Linked DNA regions of Homo sapiens: region 1 is linked to region 2. Evidence: read pairs that join two places in POLR2A ChIA-PET (ENCODE). Cell type or tissue: Panc1. All regions are shown on one strand.

Region 1 (8,000 bases), 170 kb after region 2:
TCATTGAGCCAAGATCGAGCCACTGTACTCCAGCCTGGGTGACAGAATAAGACCCTGTCTCAAAAAAATAAAAAATCTCATTTTGGTTTTTAAAAAGTATATGAATGTTTATATTCATACACATCACATATAATGAGAGATATGGAAATGTATGTACTAAGGCAGTGGTTCTTAAAGCATGGTCCACAGACCAACAAGCAGCATCCACATCACCTGAGAACTGGCTAGGAATGCACATTCTCAGGGCCGCATCCCAGATTAGGAACTCTGGGAACAGGGCCCAGTGGTGTACGTTTCAACAAGCCCTTACTTAGGGCAATTTTAATACATGCTCAACTTTGAGAACCACTTCCCTAAAGTGTTAATGATGATCTCCTAATGGTGAAAAACATATTTTTAAAAATTTTCCGTATTTGAATTATCTAATTTTCTAGATTACATATGTTTAAATTGTAATAGATTATTTTTAAAATTAATAGGGTTTTTTTGTGGCATCCCACAAAGGTTGATTTCTTTGTGGCATCCACAAATTGTGTTTTCATTTTCAATACTTTCCCATTTCCCCTTGGTTTCTTCTTTATTTAAAAGTATGGTATTTCATTTCTAAATCTATGGGAGATTTTTCACAAATTCTTCAATTGTTGCTTTATTATTGAATTCCATAGTGGTCAGAAATCATAGTTCATATGACATGAAGCTTTTAAAGTAATTTACTGATACTTGTTTTATGGTCCCGAATATGTCTTATGTTGGCAAGTGTTTTACATGCACTTGGAAAAGACTGTATGTTCTGTGTTGGGTAGGATATTCAATATATTTCAATGAGGTTACGTTGTTCAAATCTATTATTTATTTTCTGCCTACATACTAATATTGAGAAATAAATATTAAAAATCTCTGTAATTATAATTGTTGATTTTTCTACAGTCATGCGTCACTTAACGATGGCTATATGTTCTGAGAAATGTGTTTTTAGGCAATTTCATTGTGCGGACATCACAGAGTGTACTTACACAAACAGGTGGTGTAAGTACGGTTGTCTCTATAGCATATTACTGAACTGAATACAATAGGCAATTATAATGGTAAGTATTTGTGTTTCTAAACTAAAAAAGGTACAGTAAAAAATACAGGATTATGATATATACCACTGACGTATTATGCGCCTGTTCTTGACTGAAATGTCACTATGCGGTGCATGACTGTTTCTCCTTGCAGTCTCATCAGTTTCCTAATCATGTATTTTAAAATTGTTATTAAGTGTATAAATATTTAAGATTGTTTCGTGCTCTTGACTAAGTGACTCCATTATCATTAAGAAATTACCCTTTTAAAATTTTATTTATTTATTTATTTATTTATTTATTTATTTTTGAGACAGCCTCGCTCTGTTGCCCAGGCTAGAGTGTAGTGGCACAATCTCAGCTCACTGCAACCTCTGCCTTCCAGGTTCCAGTGATTCTCCTGCCTCAGCCTCCTAACTGGGACTATAGGTGCCCGCCACCACGCCCGGCTAATTTTTGTATTTTTAGTAGAGACAGAGTTTCACCATGTTGGCCAGGCTGGTCGCGAACTCCTGACCTCAGGTAATCCACCTGCCTCAGCCTCCCAAAGTGCTGGGATTAGGCATGAGCCACTGAGCCCGGCCAAGAAATTACCCTTTTTTAAATCCCCAGCAATATTCTTTATTCTGACATCTGCATTGCCCAACACTAATATAGCCACTTCAGTTTTTAAATTATTATTTTTTAGTATGGTGTACTTTCACCCTTTTTTGTTTAACTTATTTGTGTCTTTACATTAGCAGTGTATTTTTGTAGGCAGCATATACTTGCTTTTTTCTTTTTTAATCCAGACTAACAATCCTTGCCTTTTAATGGGGGGTGGAGGGGTTAGACCATTTACATTTAATGTGATTATTGATATAGTTTAAATTGAACACCTTGCTGTTTGTTTTCTTTTTGTCTAGCCATCATCTTTTGTTCCTTTTATCTGCCTTCCTTTCAATTGAAATTTTTTGATGACTTCATTTTATATCCTTTGTTGTTATCCTTCCTTTTGCTTATAGTAGCAGTTTTCTGAGAATGTATTGACAATGGTGAGGACTTACTGTACATTAGGCTGCTTAAAGTGTTCTACAGTTTTGTTGCTTTTTAAATTTTGTGTGTGTTTCATTTTGGATTATTTCTATTGTTAGGTCTTCAAGTTTAGTAATATTTTCTTCGGGAATGCTGATCTGCTGTTACAGTCATCCAGAGAGCATAACATTTTATATCTCACAGTATAGTTTTCACTGTAGAAGTTTAGCTTGGATCTTTTTTTATATCTTCCATATCTCAACTTTTCAAACATATGGAATATAGTTAGAATAATTATTTTCATGTCCTTCTCTATGGAGTCTGTCATTCGTGTGAGTTCTAGGTTAGTTTTTACTGATTTTTGTTGTTTCCTTGTGGGTCACATTTTCCTGCTTCTTGTACCTGATTTTTAAAAATTGGATGTCACATATGCTGCATACTTCTGTATTACTGTAAGTTTTATTGAATTTGTTCTGGGATATAGTTATTTGGAAGCGATTTGATCCTTTTGGATTTGGTTTTTAAGACTTGTTAGCCTGGACACTGTAGGGCATAGTCTGGGGTGAATTATTCCCGACTACTAAAGCGTGACTCTTCAGCACTCTGCCAAGGCCCCAGGAATCATGAGGTTTTCCAGACTGGCTGATGGGAATAGGTAGTATTCCTGGCCCTGTGAGCACTAGGCACTGTTACCTCTAATACATTTCTGTTTTTTTTTTTTTTTCCTGACCTTGACTACTTCCCACACATTCAAGGATAACCCCCTGTGGCTCTCCTAAGTTTTTTTTGGGTATCTCTCTACTCCCTGGTACTCTGTCCTGTGAACTCGCATCCCTTTGGCCCCCCTGAACTCTCCCCTCCATCTCTTGCACTCATGGATTTGGCCGCATCCTACCTGTGTTCCTCCTTCCTACACCAGAGCCTGGAAACTCACTCAAGGCAGCAGGCTGGGGCGCTCACAGGGATCACATTTTCATTTTCCTGTCTCTTGGAGATCACCGTTTCTCACTGCTTGGTGTACCATGTTTTCAGATCTGTTGTGTTATATATTTTCTCCATTTTTGGAGTTGCTTTGTATAGGAAAATAAATCCAGTCCCTGTTACTCTATTTTGACCGGAAGTGAAAATCTCTAGAAAGTGATAGGTGTTTACAAGAAAGCCACACTTAACATATCTTTTAAATATAACCAAATGTAAAATTAATAAAGTCAAATAATTTTTAAAATTACTTTGAAACAAATTATTACAAAGAATTCAAAGTAAAGTTTTTTTGTTTCTTTCTTTTTCTTTTTTTCTTTTTTCTCACTCTGTCACCCAGGCTGGAGTGCAATGGCGCGATCTTGGCTCACTGTAACCTCCGCCTCGCAGGTTCAAGTGATTCTCCTGCCTCAGCCTCTCGAGTAGTTGGGACTACAGGCACCTGCCACCACGCCCGGCTAATTTTTTTTGTATTTTTTGTAGAGACGGGGTTTCACCATGTTAGCCAGGATGGTCTCGATCTCCTGACCTTGTGATTCGCCTGCCTCAGCCTCCCAAAGTGCTGGAATTACAGACGTGAGGCACCGCGCACGGCTCTTTCTTTTTCTTTTAGGAGTCAACTGCAGAAAGACTAATTTGTTGCAATGAATTCTAGACACTGGATATTTTTCTATGACAAATATTTTCTTGGCTCCTATATGTGTTACAGTTGACAGGTTGTTTTTGTCATATGCTGTTTTGGTAGTTAAGAAGAGAACTGAACTTTTGTTGAGTCCTTTAGCTTTGGAGGGAAGCATATTAGTCTTGGATTCAGCCGGACTTGATGTCAGATTCAAGCTATGTGACATTGAGCAGCTTGAATAAGCCCTCTGAGCTTGCCTTCATTCATGTGTGAAGTGACCACATTGTTTTGAATATTAAATGAGAATGTGTGAAGCACTTACCCACTGCCTGGCACACAGTGGGTGCTCAAGAAATATTAGTCCCTTCCCTGCCCCTGCTCTCATATCAAATAACTGATTATCTTTTAATAAGACCCTTTCCAAAACACCTCAAACATTCCAGTTGCTTATGAAATCCACCTAAAACATCACCCACCAAAATAATAGGGGGAAAAAGGATGTTTTGAGAAAGAGGAGAACAGCTTTGGGGATAGTGATTCAGCTTGCCCTGCCTTTGATACGTTGGCCTTAGTATCTCCTCTCACCTCCGAGTACAGCCACAGGCCACATACTGACCTTGTGGATGACAGACTGCGTGTACGATGGTGGTCCCATGAGACTATAATCCTGGGTCTTCACTGTACCTTTTCTGTGTTTAGATGCACAGGTAGTTGCCAGTGTGTTGGAGTTGGCCTCAGTATTCAGCACAGTAAGCGGTTGTGCAGGTTTGCAGCCTGACAGCAGTAGGCTGTACCTGGCCTTGGTGGGTGGTAGGCTATGCCACCTAGGTGTGTGTAAGTTCACTGTATGATGCTCACACAATGCCAAGGTCACCTAATGATGTGCAAAGCACACATGTGTTCCAAACGGGGAAGGTAGCATTAACAGGGCATCAGAGACAAATCGGATTGGAGGAAAGAAAACAGGGCGCCTGACTGAAATGGAGCAAGATGGGCTCAAAGGCGGTATTGCAGCTGAATTATGGAAGAACAGTGCTACGGGCTGAATTTGTCCCCTCCAAAATTGTGTGTGTTGAAACCCTAACCCTGAATTCCTCAGAATGTGAGTGTATTCAGAGATTGTGTTGCTTTTTTTTTTTTTTTTTTTTTTTTGAGATGGAGTCTCCTCTGTCACACAGGCTGGAGTGCAATGGTGCTGTCTCAAATCACTGCAAGCTCCGCCTCCTGGGTTCAAGCAATTCTCCTGCCTCAGCCTCCCGAGTAGCTGGGATTACAGGCATGCGCCACCACGGCTGGCTAATTTTTATACTTTTAGTAGAGATGGGCTTTCGCCATGTTGGCCAGGCTGGTCTCAAACTCCTGACCTCAGATGATCCACCCACCTTGGCCTCCCAAAGTGCTAGGATTACAGGCGTGAGCGCTCAGCTTAAGTCTCTGAAGAGGTGATTAAGTTAAAGCGAGGCCCTTGGTGTATGTAGGCCCTACTCCTTAAAAGAGGCCACTTGGACAGACACTGGAAATGCTCGCACAGGGGAAAGACCAGGCAAGGATGCATCGAGGTGGCAGCTGTCCAGAAGCCAGGGATGGGGGCTCTAGGAGAACCCACAGCTGCTGGCACCTGCAGCCTCCAGAATGGTGGGGGAATAAACTTCTGTAGTTTAGGCCATCCAGTCTGTGGTACTTCGTTATGGCAGCCTCAGCAAACTAATAAATACAGTAGGCCTTCAAACCCTGGCAGAGGCGCCTGGATTCAGTAAGCAGGTGCATCTTTGAATCCTACTGATGGGCAATGAGATTTCTCTAGAGGTCCATTCATTTCAGCCAGATGCCTTTCCAGTCAGGCCATGTGGATGTGTGAGTGTGTTCAAGAGATCAGCGGCATAGATTTCAGTGAGAACAGGGGCTACGGTTTGGTTGAAGGGGTAGGAGTTTGGGGTTAAAGAGATCATAACAAATGTGACCCTCTAGAGAAAGCTTATGGTGTTTTTGTTACCTTTTAACTCATCGGTAACTGGTTTCTGTGTGCTTAGGATGCGGGAAAAAGTGACTAGCCCAGGATGACCTAGTCCAGCTCCGCTCGCCTCCCTGTGACCCTCGCTGCATAGCAAAGGCCAGTGCTTTCACTGCAGTTGAGTGGCAACCTCTTTTTTCTTTTTGCTGCTCCCAGCTCATCCATTTCTAATGGTTTAAGTCCAGCGTGCCCCAGACCTTCTCCCTCAGCTCTGCAATCTCGCTGGGAAACAGATAGGTCCTCACAGGCCATGCATCCTCACCCAGCCTGGTTGCGTTGGGGTGTGATCGGCTTCTTGCAGTGTTCCCGCTGCGGAGCTGCTGAACACACTGAATTACCCAGGCCCATCTTGTGCTCCCAGCCCCATGTGTTATAAAACCACATGCTCCCTTGGCTCAAATAGGTGCTTGTGTTTGATGCTTTCCACAGAAATGCCAGAAACAGAGGAGAGATGTTTAAAAACAATTCATAAAATAGGCAACTGCACTGCCAAAGTGTCATTGATTCGTCCTGGGGAGTTTGCAGAAGTTTAGGCTGGTTCTGTGGCCACCCTGGCAGTGGCAAGAGAGTTTAGTGGCTGGGACAGCAGGCTCCCAGTGCGCTCTCTGGTTAACTCACCCTCTCAGGCAGCATGACAGTTTGGAAACTTCTCCACTCTCCTGTATCCTCCAGCCCTCTGATTTTACAAGGGAAACAGAAGGCATCAGAGAGGAATTTTCTTGTTTTCCTAACACAGAAAGGTGAACCTCCTTCAATCTGTCATTAGCCTGTCCCTGTCCCTCTCACAGATCGAAGGAGGATGAACCTCCTTTGATCTGTCATTAGCCTGTCCCTATCCCTATCCCTTAGGATGTTGTTTCCATCCTAAGCCAGTGTCCTGGGTTTTAGAGCTCTGTGTTCGCATCATCTCAGGTCTCTTTGGATATCGGTCATCGCCTCTTGCCCCTATTTTTAACCCCTCCCTTTCTTAAATACATGCAGGTCATTCCAGTTAAAAACAAGTAAACGGGTTGGGCAAAGTGGCTCATGCCTATAATCCCAGCACTTTGGGAGGCCGAGGCAGGTGGATTGCTTGAGCCCAGGATTTCGAGACCAGCCTGGGCAACATGGCGAAACACTGTCTCTACAAAAAATATGAAAGTTAGCCAGGCATGGTGGCATGTGCCTGTAGTCCCAGCTACCCGGGAAGCTGAGGTGGGAGGATTGCCTGAGCCTGGGAAGTTGAGGCTGCGCCACTGCACTCCAGCCTGGGTGACAGTGAGACGCTGTCTCAAACAACAACAACAAAACAAGCAAGTGAACAATACCCTTACCTGATTCCCCAGCCAGCTACCCCCCATTCTGTTGCCTCTTGCTTCACAGCCAAGTTTCTTGACGAAGCCATTCATCCTCTTCCCCATGCACCAGACGTTCAGACCCAACCCTGGGTCAAGTGACCTGCTGAATCACTGAGTCAAGGACGGGTGTGAGTTTGAGACAGTTCTCAGTTTCTTCCTTTGCGGACACTGTCATCCCATGATGTCCATGACACAGTTCTCTCCTTCCTTTACTTCACGCCTCCTCTGCTCCTACCTGGCTGTCCATGGTGGACATATTGGCCAACGCTCATGCATTTTAATTCTTTAGACTCTACGCTGGCCGTCTTATCCTCCATGGAGTCAGGGTGGTGGCACCTTCTAAATGTGAGATGTCTTGCCCAGGCTTCTCCTCTGAGCTCCAGATGAATGTGTGTCATTGTTTGTATACTGTCTCTCCCTGTATGATCCAAGGACACCTCAGAAAATTAACTCGGCTGGAACCTCTCAGTCCCAGTCATCCTGCAGTGCTCGCTATCTCTGGAGGTGGCACCAGTGTCTGCCCAGATGCCTGCTGCAGAAATCTCAGTGTTATTCCGGTTATTGTCACCTCCTTCCCTGGGCATCGTATCCATCAGTGCATTCCACTGGTTGTTACGTCTTCAGTTGTTCTTGAATCCACCTACTTTCTCAAACTCTACTTCTGCCATTCTGGTCCAAAATACCGTCCTGTCTTGCCTGGACAATTGCCAACAGCTCAACCTGCATCCATTCTTGCTCCTTCTAACCTGTTCTCACGCTGCCAGACTCATCTTTTAAAAATACAAATCTAATCATGTCCTCCCCATGGGGTAGTTCCTTCCCATTGCTCTTAGGATAAGGACCAAGCGTCTGAATGTGGCCTTGGCGGGGCCAGGCCTCTTCCTGACCCACCAGCCCTGCTCTGCAGCCATGATGATCATCTGGGCATCAGGACTAGGGTTTTTACTGTCTGTTTTCATAGATTCTGCTTGTCT
Region 2 (8,000 bases):
CTTATTCAACTTCGTAGGTGATGAGAGCTGTGGAAGGCTTTGAGCAGGAGAGCAACATGGTTATAGCTGAGTGGAAATCATTTGAGTCCAGAAGTTGCTGGATTACCATATGGAGCTGGAGACTATAGCTGCAGAAATCGTGTGGCTGTTGAAATAATCTAGTGGAGAGGGCTGTTGGGGACATGTACAGTTAGTTATCTTATTTTCATTTTCCTCCTGTTGATGTAATTTCTGTGACCAGAGTCTTGTTCTATTTTAATCTGCAAAGCATGCTGTTCAGTATGACATGTAATAAATGTTGAACCCTCTTTGGGGAGTCAGTCAATCATGAAGACAATTATTTTGACTTGAGACAAAGAAAATGAAAGTCCTGAGGAAAAGTGTTCACATTTGCTATTTTAAGCTGGGAGAGCAAATGTTCTCAGAACTCTGCGGTCCCTTGGATTGGGTGCAGTTTGCTCTGCTGAGCGTGAGTTGGCAGCCCTGCCTGCTTGAACATGGCTGCCGCTTGTTGTTCAGGTTGAGTGGACTTTCCTGGTGGGGCCGAACACCCCTCGCATTTCGGCAGCACCCACGTGGGCCTCTTGTTCACAGGAGTGTCCTGAACAGAACAGTTTCTGTAAGAAAGAAGCCTTCATAAATATTTGTTAAAGAAGTTTCAGGCCGGGTGCGGTGGCTCACACCTGTAATCCCAGCACTTTGGGAGGCCGAGGCGGGCGGATCACGAGGTCAGGAGTTCGAGACCAGCCTGACCAACACTGGTGAAACCCCGTCTCTACTAAAAATACAAAGAAAAAAAATAAAGCTGGGCGTGGTGGTGTGTGCCTGTAATCCCAGCTACTCGGGAGGCTGAGGCAGGAGAATCGCTTGAATCCTGGAGGTGGAGGTTGCAGTGAGCCGAGATCATGCCATTACACTCCAGCCTGGGGGACAGGGTGAGACTCCGTCTCAAAAGAAAAAAAAAGGAGAAAGAAGTTTTCTAGCTAGAAAGGAGAGGCTAAGATGTCTGAAGGCTTAAAGCGGTGCCCTTGTGCCTTGACTGCTTCCTGGGTTGCCCAGGCTGACCTGCGGGTCCCCTGTGGGCTTCACTATGGCTCTAAGGGAGGTGGAGTCTGCGGTGTCCACACCCCCTGCACTCTGAAGGACCCTCCTTCCTTGAGAGAAGTCCCTGCGAAGTCCTCCTTCAGAAGTGTTCGGGGGGTGAAACGGGGACGCATGTCCTGCACATCCGAGGCTCACCGTATGGGCCCAGGCTCCTTTCTGTCATTGATACCAATTGACCTTATGTGTGCTGAGGACAGTCTTTGGCCCTGGACCCAGGATGTTTCTGAGGTTACAAGTCCAGCTTGGTGGCAAACCGATAAGGCCCATGAAGGCTCGCCAGCTCCACAGGTGTCAGACGGGCCTCAGGGCAGGAGTGTCTTTCTCCTCTCCTTGTCCTGTGATGCAGGTCACTTCCCATGATGTCCCCAGTGAATGGCCCGGGCTGGGTTGCCTGATGGGTGCTGGCCTGTGGGAATGTACTCCTTAACAAGGAGGAAGAGCCAGGTGTGCCCAGTGGCCAAGAACATGAACCCATGCCCCCTTGCAGGGCTTCAAGTAGATCAGGCAGCTGGGGCAGATTTCTTAAGGCTGTGGTCAGAAATGAGTACTTTTTTTTTTTTTTTGGTCATCATAAAGCAGTACAGGAAAAGCACTTAAAATATATTTAAGGCCTTTAATTTATAATGCATTCTTAAATAAATGTTCTTTGTCTACCTAAATTACCATGGACTGTTTCAGACCAAGTTCACAGAAGGTATTTTTTCATTTTTTGTGCCATACTTTGGTCATTTTAACAGGCAGACAAGAACAGCTTTTGATGATGAGAGAATCATTAAAGATTCTGTTAAGAAACCTGGTATTATAATGAGCAGAACAGAAAGGAACTTGAGTATATGATAAATTAGTTAACCAGATTATGTAAGTTGTAGGAATAGAAATTCCCTAACCAGCCCAATATGTATTCAAATTAAATACGTATTCGAGAGGGAGAATATTTACTTATTATTGCCATGCATATTATAGAAAACTTCTCAAGTCAGGCATCGTTGAATTTTCAATTTAAAAACTAGTTTGAGGCATAATGTAATAAATCTGTTTTGCATTTTTATTTTCAGTTTCCCAGGAAAGATTTCAGTTATAGATGGTGTATTATCACAATTTCAGGAGCAACAGTTGAGATTTGTGATTTCTATTAACCAAAGCCTTTTGGGTTGGCTATTCTTGTTGAAAAACTTAATTAAAAATTATTTTTTACTGCTTATTTAAAACATTTTTACCTTTTTCATGCAAGTTCTCTGTCTTCAAATTATACCGTGTTTCCTTTACTAGAAATGTCTGTATTTAGTGACCGAAGATTGCCCTTGTCTTCTGTTCTTGGCCAGTTGCCACTGTCCCTCCCCCTCATCCCTGCACCGTTGGTTCTCTTGACCCTGTCTGTAATGGCTTTATATTAACTTTTCTCTTTTTGAGTTGATCCGCTGAAAAATTTTAATGGTGGTGGGATTAAAGAGATCCCCACTTCTTTGTCATTTCCTTTAAAAATATTTTACAATTTTCTCCTTTTCTACAAGGTTTTTTTGCATCAATATAGGAACAATTATGGTGCAAACCTTTTACAACAAACTCTATTCCTGCATTGTACCTCCACACCACCAGGGTAAATGGTAAAACTCTGAGAACTTCCCTTTTTCTCAGGCTGTTGTTTCTAGAGATACATTCATTATAAATCAGTGTTGAAAAAGCTCCTACCTCAAAGTCTTTAACTCTGTATATGTTTATTTTGTGCTCTCTCTTATCTTCCAAACTTATTAGAAGCAAAATCAAGGTTGACTGATAGGAAATTAGCAGGATCCCTTTCCTTCCCAGCTGGGAAATGGGTAATAAGCATCAGATGACATTTCATTTACTTATTTATTATTATTTTTAGAAACAGGGTCTCGCTCTGTTACTGAGGCTGGAGTGCAGTGGCACAATCATAGCTCACTGCAGTCTCAGCTCCTGGTCTCAAGCCATCCTCCCATCTCAGCATCCTGAGAAGCTAGGACTATAGGTGCATGCCACCATGCCCAGCTTTTTAAGTTTTTTTTTTTTTTTTTGGAGAGACAGGGTCTTGAACTTCTGGCCTCAAGTGATTCTCCCCGCTTGGCCTCCCAAAGTGCTTAGATTACAGGCATGAGCCAACATGCCCAGCCTCATATGATATTTCAAGTAGATCTATGAGTGATCATTCCATGATTTTCTTTTTTAAAATAAAAACAGTGACATAGGTAGTCCTTGACTCCAGAATACCAATTACAAGTGTTCTGGATATATGGACACTGCATCTTATCATCTCCCCCGGTCCTGCCTCTGGCACTGTGCCCACCCATGCCCAATCCTTCCTAAAAGCAGAGCTGACACGCAACGTGGCCAGGACCTTTCCTCTCCGGCCCGACACTGCTGGAGGCATTAAGGGAACTCCCGGGCCTACCCCAGCTGTCGTGGTGACCTCTGATGCTGCTAGGTTCCTCATAATGGTGCCTGTTTTTCCTATTTCCAGGAGCTTCAACCTGTAGAACCCTTGACCGTACTAACCTTTGAGAACACTGCCTGTGTTCTCAACATCAAAGAGCAACCTTGGGAGTCTCGGACTGGGTGAAACGAGCACTGGGGATGTTGAACTGGGCTTCAGAATATACTTGTCAACAGAAATGAAACTAAATAGCAGTTAGGTCTTGTTCATAGTGTTGTTAAGCTTCATCGTGGTGAAATGGGCTTTCCAGGGTTGACTTGAGAACTCTTCCACCATGTAATAGTGGAAAATGCTTTGGGGTATGAAGTATTCATCAATATGAGAGTAAATATTTGGAATATAAACCTGTTCATACTGTATAGACTACCAACGTGAATTTCATCTCAATTATGAAAGCATTCTGGGAGACTATGCTTCTTCATTTTATTTTCAGTATTTCTTTTTTTCCTTCCTGTAATATAGCAATAAGACCAACCTCTTAGTTAAATAAATTTGGCCAGGTACAGTGGCTCATGCCTGTAATCCCAGCACTTTGGGAGGCCGAGGCGGGCAGATCACCTGAGGTTAGGAGTTTGAGACCAACTTGGCCAACATGGAAAAACCCCGTCCCTACTAAAAATACAAAAGTTAGCTGGGTGTGGTGGCGCATGCCTGTAATCTCAGCTACTCGGGAGGCTGAAGCAGGAGAATCACTTGAACCCAGGAGGCAGAGGTGGCAGTGAGGCAAGATCATGCCACTGCACTCCAGCCTGGGTGACAGAGCAAGACTCTGTCTTAAATAAATTAAATACGTAAGTAAATAAATAAATTTTAGAGAAAAATGACTTGTAGTCCCGAAACCCCAGCAAGTCAAATTCTTTGCATCTGACATCCAGACACTGTGTATTCCTACTCGTTGTGCAGAAGCAATTTTTAAATTCTTTAAAAAAAAAACAAACTTTAACATCATAACAAATTGAGTCCTCTGCATTTCACAGTCTTCATGTTTGTGATTTTTGAGTGTAGACTGTTCTAGGCAGCAGATATGCTACAGTTTGGTTAACCTTTCTTTGCGTTTATAGCCTTTTTATTGCTTGTGTTTATAGCCTTTTTATTCCTTGGGATGATTTCCCAAAGCCAAATTCCTATAAGTGACAAATTATGGGTATTTATGGTATTGGTCCACATTGATTTCTGTGTGTGTTGAATCACATTGCCATCAACCCCAGCAATGTAACATTGACTGTTACTTTTTTTTTTCTGAGATGGAGTCTTGCTCTGTCTCCCAGACTGGAGTGCAGTGGCATGATTTCAGCTCACTGCAACCTCTGCCTCTCAGGTTCAAGGGATTCTCCTGCCTCAGCCTTTCGAGTAGCTGGGATTACAGACATCTGCTACGACGCCTGGGTAATTTTCTGTATGTTTAGTAGAGACAGGGTTTCACCATGTTGGCCAGGCTGGTCTCCAACTCCTGACTTCAGGTGGTCCACCTGCCACAGCCTCCCAAAGTGCTGGGATTACAAGTGTGAGTCACTGCGCCCGGCTGACTTGTTATTCTACTTTCAAAAAGATGATCTCCAGAAAAATTTCCTGGGCCATTTTAAGAAAAATTATTGATTATAGGCAGCTGTTTTAAATTGACCAGAAAAGTGAGGAAGCCAGAGAAATTTGCTTGTACAAGTAATAAAAAAGAACTTGGTCCGTCTAATTTTGAGTTGGTATTTTATCAAGTGAAGTAGATTTAATGAGATGTCTATGTTTCTTCAGTCCCTCACCTAAGCCACAAGTTGTATACGTGTCACACACGCAAACCCCGGCAGGGTGTGTCAGCAACCATTCACAAGTAAGATGCCATGCTGCCAGCCCTTGTCTTCCAATAATTATGGTTGCCAATTACCAGACAACCAGACTGTTCTTTTTTTTTTTTTTCGAGATGGAGTCTCACTCTGTTGCCCAGGCTGGAGTGCAGTGGTGCAATCTAGGCTCACTGCAACATCTGTCTCCCGGGTTCAAGCGATTCTTCTGCCTCAGCCTCCCAAGTAGCTGAGACTACAGGCTTGCACCACCACGCCTGGCTAATTTTTGTATTTTTAGTAGAGACAGGGTTTCACCATATTGGCCAGACTGGTCTTGAACTCCTGACCTCGTGATCCACCCGCCTCGGCCTCCCAAAGTGCTGGGATTACAGGCGTGAGCCACTACGCCCAGCCAAGACTCTTCTTACATATGTTTATTTCCCCTCATAGAAGCAGCCAGCTGACTTATTTAGAGCAACCTGTCAGAGTGCGTGGGATCGTAGTCTACGAAGTGATGTCTTGTGTAGAGCAATGGTGTATTCCTGTCAAATTTCCTGCTGGCATTTCTTGGTGTTAGTGTTTTCTTATCCAAAAATAGGGCTTGCATGTCATTAAAACCTTCGTTGAAGCAATTAATAAAAGATTCTGGTAAGTTTCTGGAGACATTCTTTAATTATTCAAAACTCTTTGGGCACATTCTTCAAGTAGCAACCCACTTTGCTGTACCTTCATCCAGCCCCAATTCCTGTCTAATTCACAACCATGTCATGCTTGTTTCTTCCAAATGCCTTGTGGAAATCCAGCTATGATATGGCTCTAACAGTCTCCTTATCTCCCAGCCTAGACATCTGTCAAAGACAGAAAGGAGATGATTGTGGCCTGATTTAGTCTTAATGAAGCCATCTTAGCTTCTAGTGATCCTTGCTTCATTTCCTGAGTCCTTTTATTTATAACAGTCCATTTGGACATAGTCTTTTAGCAGTATATTTTAATTTCTTGAACTACACAAAAATTAATAGATTCTTTAGTTCATTGCCTGTTTATTTTCTAGATGGATTTTCTTTTGCTTTATCATGCTCTATAATGCATTCTTCATGGATTTTTGTATTGCTGAAAATTTGTATATGAATAATTTTATTTTTATTATACACCATTTTATTTTATTTTCTATTTATTATTATTATTATTTTTTGAGACGAAGTTTTGCTCTTGTTGCCCAGGCTGGAGCGCAATGGCACAATCTCGGCTTGTTGCAACCTCCGCCTCCTGGGTTCAAGCGATTCTCCTGCCTCAGCCTCCCGAGTAGCTGGGATTACAGGCGCCTGCTACCATGCCTGGCTGATTTTTATTTAACTAGTAGAGACAGGGTTTCACCACGTTGACCAGGCTGGTCTGGAACTTCTGACCTCAGGTGATCCACCCGCCTCGGCCTCCCAAAGTGCTGGGATTACAGGCGTGAGCCACCGTACCTGGCTCCTATTTTTTAAAATTTCTTTTCATAGAATACATTTCACATTATATGCCCAGTGTTCCATTATTGGAACGCTAAGCATGTGGAAGTTATTTATATCTTGTTCAAAGTCATTGCCAAGGTCTGATTTTGCAGTTCAAAAAATTGCAACCTCAGGCATAAATGGGTTAGTGATTCCCACGGTGGGAAAATAACAATTTATTACTTAGAATTTTATTTTTGTGGACAGATTATTTTAGATCAAGTAAAACACATTTGAGAATTAAGTCTCAGTTTAGAGTCTGTAATATTTTGATACATCAACAAGGGGGACCTAGTCCTTAAATGGAACTTCTCTATATTCAGAAGCTCTCCAAGCCTTTCTTTCTAGGATTTAGAAATTCATAATGTGAGAGATCAGCATCTCCTAATTTTAAAGTGTTCCTAGTGTATGTAACCATCAGTGGCGGGTATCTACTGAACAGTGAGGAAGTTTTCAAAAATTAAACACTGTCTGATTTTCTGCAGAGTTTTTATTCAGAATGTGCTTGGACTTCCCAGCCCCTTCTCAGCTTTCTTGTTTTTGGCAGATGCTTCAAGTAAAGCTTTCTTCTTCAGGTACCTACGCCATAGGGTCGTTGTGTAGAATCGGGAGTGTTAAATGATGCAAATAAGTGCTTCAAGACTGGCCCTTCTTATTATGTAAAATCACTTTGTGGGAAAGTGAAATGATTTGAGTGAAAAACTTGTATTTCTCAACAGTTACAGGAATAGAGACACTGTGCTTGGATGTTGCATTTCAGACCATGGCCTGTCCTTTTGGCTGGAAAGTGACTTGGGACTTAGCCCTCAATTCCACTCCACTGTCCTTTTTCCCTTTTGTGGTATGCACCTAAGGTTGCTCCTCGATCTGCCTATTTAAACCAAGCTGTGATTTACATGGGAACTGAGCATTTGCTTTGGGGAATATATGTATTCCCCCGGGCTGTTTGTTTGTTTGTTTGGTTGGTTTTTGCCCACTAGTGTCTACTGCGTGTGTGTCTCAGTATTACGGGAAGCTCTGCAGTTTTAAACTATATTTATTTAAGGGCAGTGAGTTTGCATGTGCCCTGGGTGTGTTTAGTTCTAACCCAGACTTCAGGCGGGGCATCCAGAGCGTTGTTGGAGCGCCTTTCTGATTGCACAAGGAAGGGAGGGCAGTGGGTGCCATAGTGCCTTT

The links. ChIA-PET counts read pairs that join two places held together with the same protein. Peaks named below come from ENCODE experiments on the same cell type or tissue, not always from the same donor. Only the 100,000 strongest peaks of a DNase experiment are listed, where the experiment ranks them.
Region 1: POLR2A ChIA-PET joins it to region 2 with 5 read pairs; 3 of 35 experiments call an interaction of 5 or more read pairs at or near these places.

The regions. Positions count from the first base shown.
Region 1 is chr13:98,355,285-98,363,284 of GRCh38, forward strand. All of the region lies in intron 3 of FARP1 (FERM, ARH/RhoGEF and pleckstrin domain protein 1), which reads left to right. Among named protein-coding and RNA genes, the nearest start is that of FARP1-AS1, 77 kb to the right of the region's middle. In Panc1, no CTCF peak of the experiment used is centred here; no DNase peak of the experiment used is centred here.
Region 2 is chr13:98,187,611-98,195,610 of GRCh38, forward strand. The region is part of intron 1 of FARP1 (FERM, ARH/RhoGEF and pleckstrin domain protein 1); the gene reads left to right. Among named protein-coding and RNA genes, the nearest start is that of RNF113B, 14 kb to the left of the region's middle. In Panc1, no CTCF peak of the experiment used is centred here; no DNase peak of the experiment used is centred here; H3K27ac peaks cover 243 bases.